Linked DNA regions of Homo sapiens: region 1 is linked to region 2. The links are chromatin loops, found by intact Hi-C in ENCODE. Cell type or tissue: HCT116. All regions are shown on one strand. Region 1 has its middle 66 kb from the start of SIM1-AS1. Region 2 overlaps ASCC3 (activating signal cointegrator 1 complex subunit 3).

Region 1 (4,000 bases), 330 kb after region 2:
CCTATATGGGTTCATAAACTTTTTTGAATCCGTGGGTAAATTCTTACCTAGTTATAGCTACAATATTGCTTTTTCTTTATTCTCTGTCTCTTCTCCTTTTGAGACTCCAATTACATGTATATTACTTATGTTCTATATGTTTCTTACTTTTTTTTTGGTATTTTAATCCTTTTCTTCTGAGTATCAGTCTTGATTTTTTAACCTGACCAATGTACTAGTCCTCTCTTTTGGTGTATCTATTCTATAGAAATTATCTTTGAGTTCTTCTTTTTAATTATATTTTTCAGTTCTACAAGTTCCATTTGATACTTTTATTGTAGATTTCAGTACTCTGATAACACACTCCATTTATTTATTTTTTCCTAGAAATACTGCTAATAATTATTTTAATGTCTGTTTTATATAACTTTGATATTTGTATTACCTCTCAATGTACTTTTATTCCTTGCTTTTTCTCTTGGTTTCAGTCATGAGGCCCTGTTTTATTTCCTCATTGGAATTTTTTATAGAATGGTGTACCCTGTAAGTGACAAGATATAGAGGCTTTGGATAATGTTATTTTCTTTCACAGAAGATTTAAATTTCTTTTGGTAGAATGGTCGAATAAGAGAAAATAACTTTGATCTGGTTGAGCTGAACTGTTTCCAGTTTGCCCTTAGTTCTATAGGATAGACCTTCAAGAGATCTCAAAAAAGACTGGACACTTCTTTGGTGAGCCCTAAACTCCAGTTTTTGTGTCCCTAACACAGTAAGAGTGTAACAACACTGTGCTCAGCTTTTTAGCCTTTTATTGATGCTTTCTGCTTGATCTATCAGAGATTCAGCTTGCATGTTTTACATTTTAAACAGACTACTGGTCATGCTTCTCTATGGTTCCCTTTCTCTGGAGTTTTGATCTTTCAAGTCCTGACTGTCTTTGTACCATTGAATTTCAACTGTATACTGCTGTTTCTCTTTGGCCTTTTCATCTTGCCCTGTGATTGACAAATGCCCTGAGGGTGAAAACTGCTGTGAACATAGGCCTCACATCAATATGCTTCCCTTGGCTCAAATATTGGCTGCCTTGGTTTGGTCTTAGATATTTTATAGTAACCTTTTTCTTGGTATTTTATCAGTTGTTATAATTCTTATTAGTGGGAGAGTTATTATCCTATCCTGCAAGTGTTGGTTTGAGGCACCTGCCCAGATGAGGATGTTCAGTTCGCACTATGAGGTATAAGAAAGGAATTCAGGGGTGAGATTTATACCGAAGCCAGGGATTAAGAGTCATTGTAATATAGAGGTTTCTAGAGTTTATGGGATGGGAATGAATGAGTCTTTTAAGGAAACTGTGGAGTGTGCTAAAACACCTGAGATGGTAATCTTGATAAATACCACGTTTTGGGCTGAGTAGGGCAAGAGGAGTGGCTATAGTTGTTAGAAGAAATCCAGAAAATTATAATGCCACTGATAGTAAGAAAAAAATTTCAAGAAAGTTTGGAGTGTCAATCATTCAAGAGAAGTCAAGAGAAGAAATAAAAAGTGTTCATTGCATTAAATGGGAAATTTATACATAATATTGGCTAGAGAGATTTTAGAAGTCAGAGGGCAGTAGGTTAAAGAGGAGAGCAAGTGAAAACAGTGAATACAGACATATTTTGAGAAGTTTAATTATAAGAAAGAGAGAAAGGGAAAGGCCTTAGCATTCATATAGGTTGAAAGGGAAGTACTACCAGGGAGCAATAGGTATTGCCTAAGTTCTATGACAGCAGTGGCCACATCTGTATTGTGCTTAGTAGCATCTTTAGCAGTTAACAGAGGGCAGGGACATGCTTGGCGTTCAGTATTTTTGTGTTGAATGAAGGACTTAAATGGAGCTAATGAAGACAAAATTGAGACAAGGGATATCCAATGAAAGGAGATCACTAAGAATTTGTTGGGGGCAGGGATGGAATACAGAGAACTGAAGGAAGAAACCCTTCTACTAAGTTAGGAAAGATGCAAATGAGGAGAGGTGAAGGTGCACGTAAGTTTATAGGTGTGTGAATGGGGTAAGCAGTTGAGAAAGTTCTTGATTTATTTTCTCTGGGAGGGAAGAAGTTAGAGTGGTGGAGGGTGCTGGGATCAGAGGGCTGGCTAAGTCATTGTTTGAATATAACAGAGAATATTAATCCATGTCCCTAACTGGCAATTGATTTATGTCTTCCTTTCTTCTATTACAAAAACACACCTTTACTGAATTCCCTTGTACAAGTCTTCTTCTCCATGAAGTTCTTCAATGGTATTGGTAGAATTTCTAGGTGGGGGTATCTTCAATATTACTTAATCTTGCAGAATCACTTGTTAAGATATTATGAATTTACAATGCACCCATGTCGTGTGTGTGTGTGTGTGTGTGTGTGTGTGTGTGTGTGTGTGTGTGATTTTTCAATCATCAGCCCAGAGTTTGGAAGAGAGAAAGTAGGTATTTGGTGCCACCTATGGTTGATGTTTTATTGGAAGTGTGACAGAGGACATGGGTCAACAAAGTTGAAATGGTAAGAAAGGAAATAAGGACTGGAGTAGAAAGGTAAATTGAAAAGAAATGGAGGTTCAAGGAGTTGAAGATTGCAGTGTGGTCAAAAGCAAGTATATGAGAGAACAGGAAGTTCTAAGGCAGGCTAGGATAATGTGATGAGAGTGTGGAATATCGTTTAAGATTTTTGACTGTACATCAGTTACAGTAATTATAACATACAAATCTCTATAGCAGAAATAAAGTGGAGATGAAGGTGAATAGACTAGAACATTAATAGAACTGGGAAGACTGGGTGTTAAACACATCACTTACAATTGCCATTAAATTTATCCAGGATAACAGTTGGACGTTCCCCTAGATTATGTCACACATTTTGAAGGATCTTTTTCTGCCAGATAGCAGATGGGATGCAGACCCTGAAAATGCAGTACAGCAGCATGTGATCTTTGCCGAAAGAAGTTGGGAGCAGTCTTTATTTTGGCAGAGAGAAGGCTTTGCAATAAGCAGTGCTTGGAATTAAGACAAAGGTGTTTAGATGCAATGGTTATTGCATACGCTCAGTCTGATAAGTGGTCAGGGCTGAGTTGCAACAGATAGCAAAGAGGAAGGGACTGCAAATAACTATTCATGTCACATTTTACTCTATAATTTGATGTTTTGGGATCAGTGGAGATCAGTTGCTCAGTTGGGATCTCCATGACACATCCTACCCAAAAGCTGTTGATGCTACTAGTAGAGAGAGAAGTTTGAGAAGATGAGAAGTAAATGACTTTATGAAGATGGGACTGTCAAATATGCTTTATTCCCTTTGGTAATCCGCAAACAGTGGAAAGTCACTTCCCACCCTGGAGTAATGGTAAAGTCACCATGCCATATAGTACCTTAGTATTTGAAAACTGAATTTATCAGGCAGTTGGAGAAACTGCCCAAGTGTGTCATTTTGATTATAAAGCAACACAGGAGTGGTGGGGCTTGCAATCCTGAAGATGGTTGATTATTCCAGGTAGATGTTGAGGAATCACACAAAGTTACAGCTCCATCATTCCTGCTATTTTATATTGTTACTGAATCTTCTGTCAGTCCAGGCCAGCTGTGTTACAAGTTGTATCTCTTGTCTCTACAGTGGCAATTTACTTGACTATAGACCAATTTATCTATCATTTCTTCTTGCCTGAAAGTGGAAAAACAGAAACAGTTACATGCCCTCAGTTGGAGAACCTGGAATGCTTTTTTAACCCATTTGCCAAATGAACCGATTCATTTCTCACTTGGTTGAGTGGTTAGAATAAACTCTGTAGTTTGGTGAAAAAGTATTTTGTTTAAACCCTCTGAATTCCCTTTGTCTCTGAGTATCTGTCTTTTAAGAAAGAAACTCTGAAGTTTAGCTACAAAGATGGACACATGATTGGTTATTAATTGTTCTTACTGAACTTTAATCCTAGCTTATAGGTATTGATTGAGAGAAAAAGAAAAAAATCCTACCTGCAAGAAAATAATTACAAA
Region 2 (4,000 bases):
TAAGCATAATTCCATTTAGTGATGTAAATGGTATTTAAATAATAAAACATATATCCTGACATTTTTCACCCATATGGTGAAGTATAGCCATTGTTGAACTAACTTGCTCATATTCTAATCTATTGGAATAGTTCCCTATTAAAATAAATTTTCCTGTTAAGGAAACAAACTCTTAAATTATTGTTGAATGTGAAATTAAATTTGGCTATCTGTGGAAATCAAGTGTGAAATTGGTTTATAAAATGAATATGTGCTGTGTTCTTTAGGTAATGAATTTTTAAGTCTTTAAATTCCCCAAATCATTGCAAGACTGTACAGTTGCACTAATCAACATTAGAGTCGTGCTAGATTAAGAATGTTGCCTCTATTAATATCTTTGATATCATGAGTATCAATTCTGACTATTAGTTTAGGAGAACTGGAGAAATTATTATATTAAGTTATAATTTCAATGCAAACATGTTATGAGGCACATTTGCTTATCGATGCATAATGAGACTGACTAAATAATCCTAATGCTGAAAGGTCACAAGTCCCATCCATATATAAAGTCACTTAACTTTACACAGAGAAATACTGAGGCTTATTAAAATTTATTCATCAGACATTACTGAGTACATACTCTGTGCCAGCTCCCTATAGTCTGTTCTTCAAAACTATATTAATCTTTCTTTCACTTTACATACTACATACATTTTTTATACGGAGTTCATCTCATCTCTGTAGAATGTCAGGTAAACACCTTGTCCTTGGATTTAAGGCCTCTACAATCTGAACGACCTTGTAATTCTGGCTACAATTACTCTCCAACACAGATCTTCTGCCCTAGACAAGCTGTTGTTATTCTATTCACTTGTAAATAGAGATACTGTCACTGGATTGTTGTGGAAATTTAAGAAATGCCTGTGCCAAGGTAGTTTACAGTAAATGATAGAGTCACTTACCATTTTCTGATAGTCTGTTGATATTCAGCCCCATTCATACTTATTGCCAGCACTGAAATTTTAGTTAAATAAATAAATGAATAGTAGCATAGTTTTTATATATATTTACTAGCTTATATATACATATATACACACGCATGCATACTCATGATGATTAGAGTATTTGCTTAAGTTTTTATATAATTTCAACAATTTTTTAAAAATACATATTCAAATAAACAATTGAGATAACCTTAAATACTAAAGTTAGATATGAAGTGATATTGAGTCTTATTTCTAAATTACCAAATTCGTGGGGGATTTTATTTTTCTCTTTTATTTAACAGAGCATAAAACTATCACACTATATACTAATGCCACTTTTAGAAATGTCATGTTAGATGTTTTTCTTTAAAAGCATTTTGAATAGGTATTATGTGCTAGGCACAATGGATGGTGGGTTTATATATGTCATTGTAGTTAGTTACATATGTCTCACCTCCATGTGACTCTGGAACTTCTTGAGGCCAGGGAGCATACTCTATTTGTTACCATATCCATTGTGCTTTACTCAGCACAGGCTTGTTACTGACTTACTATATGATTTTGAGATGAGGGAATAAATTTCAAAGACACACTATGAAAAAATTCCTGTTTTATAAAAGGTTCCTGTACTAAGTAGCCACTAGGTGACAGCAAATATTTACAAATACATTTTTATTTTTTGTCACTAGGTGGCATTCAAATATTACTCTCAAAATAAGGTATAGCATCATAAATTTACCTTCATTTTTCTGAGTAGTCTTGTCCTTTTTAGTGAACATTTACAACACTTGCTTTAGTTGATCGAATCTTTGCTACCTACTTTTTCCTTTCTTTAATCATATCACTGGTAGCAATAGGTAATTTTTTAATGTTAATTTACTATCTGATTTTGAAAATAATAGCAAGCTTATTTTATCCCTTATAAATTTTTCTACTCATAGGAGTTGTGTGATGTTACTTTAAAATAATATTCTAAGGTTATAAGGGAATGTAGGTCATTATTTTAAAGTAACATCATAAAGTCATGATGGGAATATAGGTCATATGTCTATGGTTTAATACAATTTGGTCTGTCAAATAATGGATTCACAAAGGAGAGACACTCTCAGATTTTTAGCTATATCACCAAACTAGTTTCATTTACCTAAGTAGACTAGAAAATGTTTAACTGTTTTAGTTGTAAATCTTCATGAATTGTTACACAGCTCCCACACTGGCTCAATTTTAGTTCTTGCTACTCTTATTTTGGTGGAAAGGCTTACAGTTTACACTGAGTATATATATTTACCTACATTATGGATGGCTTAGCCGTTTGTAATATAAATTTAAAAGTTAGTAGACAGAATCTCCCATATTATATTTCAACTTTTGGTCATTTCTCTGTTTTAGTAACAAATAGTATATCATAATACTATAATGAAAATTATACATTATAATGAAAATTATAGATTACTAAATCTCATCTTCAACTAACTAAAGACAATTAACCATCCACATATTTATTTCATGAAATTAGTTATACAGAATTATAATTAAAATTATAATGAAGGAGTTAAACATGAAGGTTTTACTTTCTTTAATATTAGGACTAAATCGAGAGGGTTTGTTTTTCCTTTTTTTTCTCCTAAAATTAATAATTTAGGTAGGGAACATCTCTTCTCCTTTAATTAAAGTTTTAGGAGGTTAAAAACAATTTCAGTTAAGGATTCAGGAAAAAAAAATACAACTATGAAGTTTTACAACGTGGGTAAATTTTTAAAGTAAAATAAGTACCTTAAGTAAAAATAAAATTACTACCTATAGAACCATTGGCTAAGGAAATATGTTTCTAAGAAACTTTTCATTGAAATTCTTTGTTAATATCATCTTCTAATAATTTTTTCTCTTTGTTATACAGCTCTTATATGCTATTGTTGTGTTTTTAAATTATTAACCTTTGATTTCATTTAATTAATATATCACAAAGCTACATTAAATGCTATATTTAAAAATATTTTCTTTCAAGATACAATCTGAAGAATTATCCACTGTTTATTATGGTTCAAATGCATGAATATTTTTTCCATAGGTTAAGTTTACTGATAAATAAAAACCACTCCCTGTTCTTGTACATGAGTTTGTTAAAATGTATGTATTATTAATATGTATAAATCACAACAAAATCTGCTTTGTTTCGTGCAAAACAGTGAATTTTTTATTGTATTCATATTACATCTTCACACTCGCAGTCCTGCAAATTCGTGTCTTGGGAGGTAAAAGCTAATGTTATCCCCTCTGTGGTTTTGGTGATGACAGTATACAGAATTAGGATAAAAATGAATAGAATTAACAATGTTTTGTTGTTTTTATTCAGATGCACTTAACACTTACATTTTTCAGCAGTGTAGTCACATAAAATGAAACTAAAATAAGTTGTATACTGAATAAGAAAAAAAAATAACAAATGTCCTTAATGCTATGTAGAATTAAACTCCTTATAAAGAAAAATAATTGTCTGCCATAATATTGAGTAAGTTCAGTTCTGAAAGATAACATTTCTCATGTATCATTCTCAATTAAATGAGGCAGGACTGATTTTAATTAATTGGCAAAGTGTTGTGTCCAGTCACTATGCCTACCTTTTTAAAAATACTGCATAATGATGTATTTTTAAAACTTCACCTCTGACAGAATGGACTTTGATGTAATGTTTATGTTCAACTTTAATACATTAATTTCTGTCATCTTTTTGATTTGCAGATTGCTCTGGGAACAGTTACTAATGTGGAAGAAGCAGTGAAGTGGATAAGTTACACTTATCTTTATGTACGGATGAGAGCAAATCCATTAGCATATGGCATCAGTCACAAGGCTTATCAGGTAGAAAACTCATTTATTAAAAAAAAAATTCAGACCTTCTTTTTGGTTCTTTCATGATATGAGGATAGATATTTGTTTGCTGCTCTTGCCTCATCTGAAAAGAGGTACCTAGAAGAAAAACAAGAGATTTAATATTTTTCAAAAAATTAGATAGGCCCCTGTAGTTATTAGGC

What was found. Peaks named below come from ENCODE experiments on the same cell type or tissue, not always from the same donor. Only the 100,000 strongest peaks of a DNase experiment are listed, where the experiment ranks them.
Region 1: a loop joins it to region 2, with 4 times the contacts of the local background. A loop is called at or near these places in 6 of 110 quality-filtered maps.

Annotation. Positions count from the first base shown.
Region 1 is chr6:100,325,676-100,329,675 of GRCh38, reverse strand. No RefSeq gene overlaps it. Among named protein-coding and RNA genes, the nearest start is that of SIM1-AS1, 66 kb to the left of the region's middle. In HCT116, CTCF peaks have their summits at 2,228 and 2,432; a DNase peak (open chromatin) is centred at 2,455.
Region 2 is chr6:100,655,526-100,659,525 of GRCh38, reverse strand. It overlaps ASCC3 (activating signal cointegrator 1 complex subunit 3), which reads left to right. Exons shown (of 42, transcript NM_006828.4): 17 at 3,708-3,827. Among named protein-coding and RNA genes, the nearest start is that of SIM1, 190 kb to the right of the region's middle. In HCT116, a CTCF peak has its summit at 1,620 (motif pointing right); a DNase peak (open chromatin) is centred at 1,631.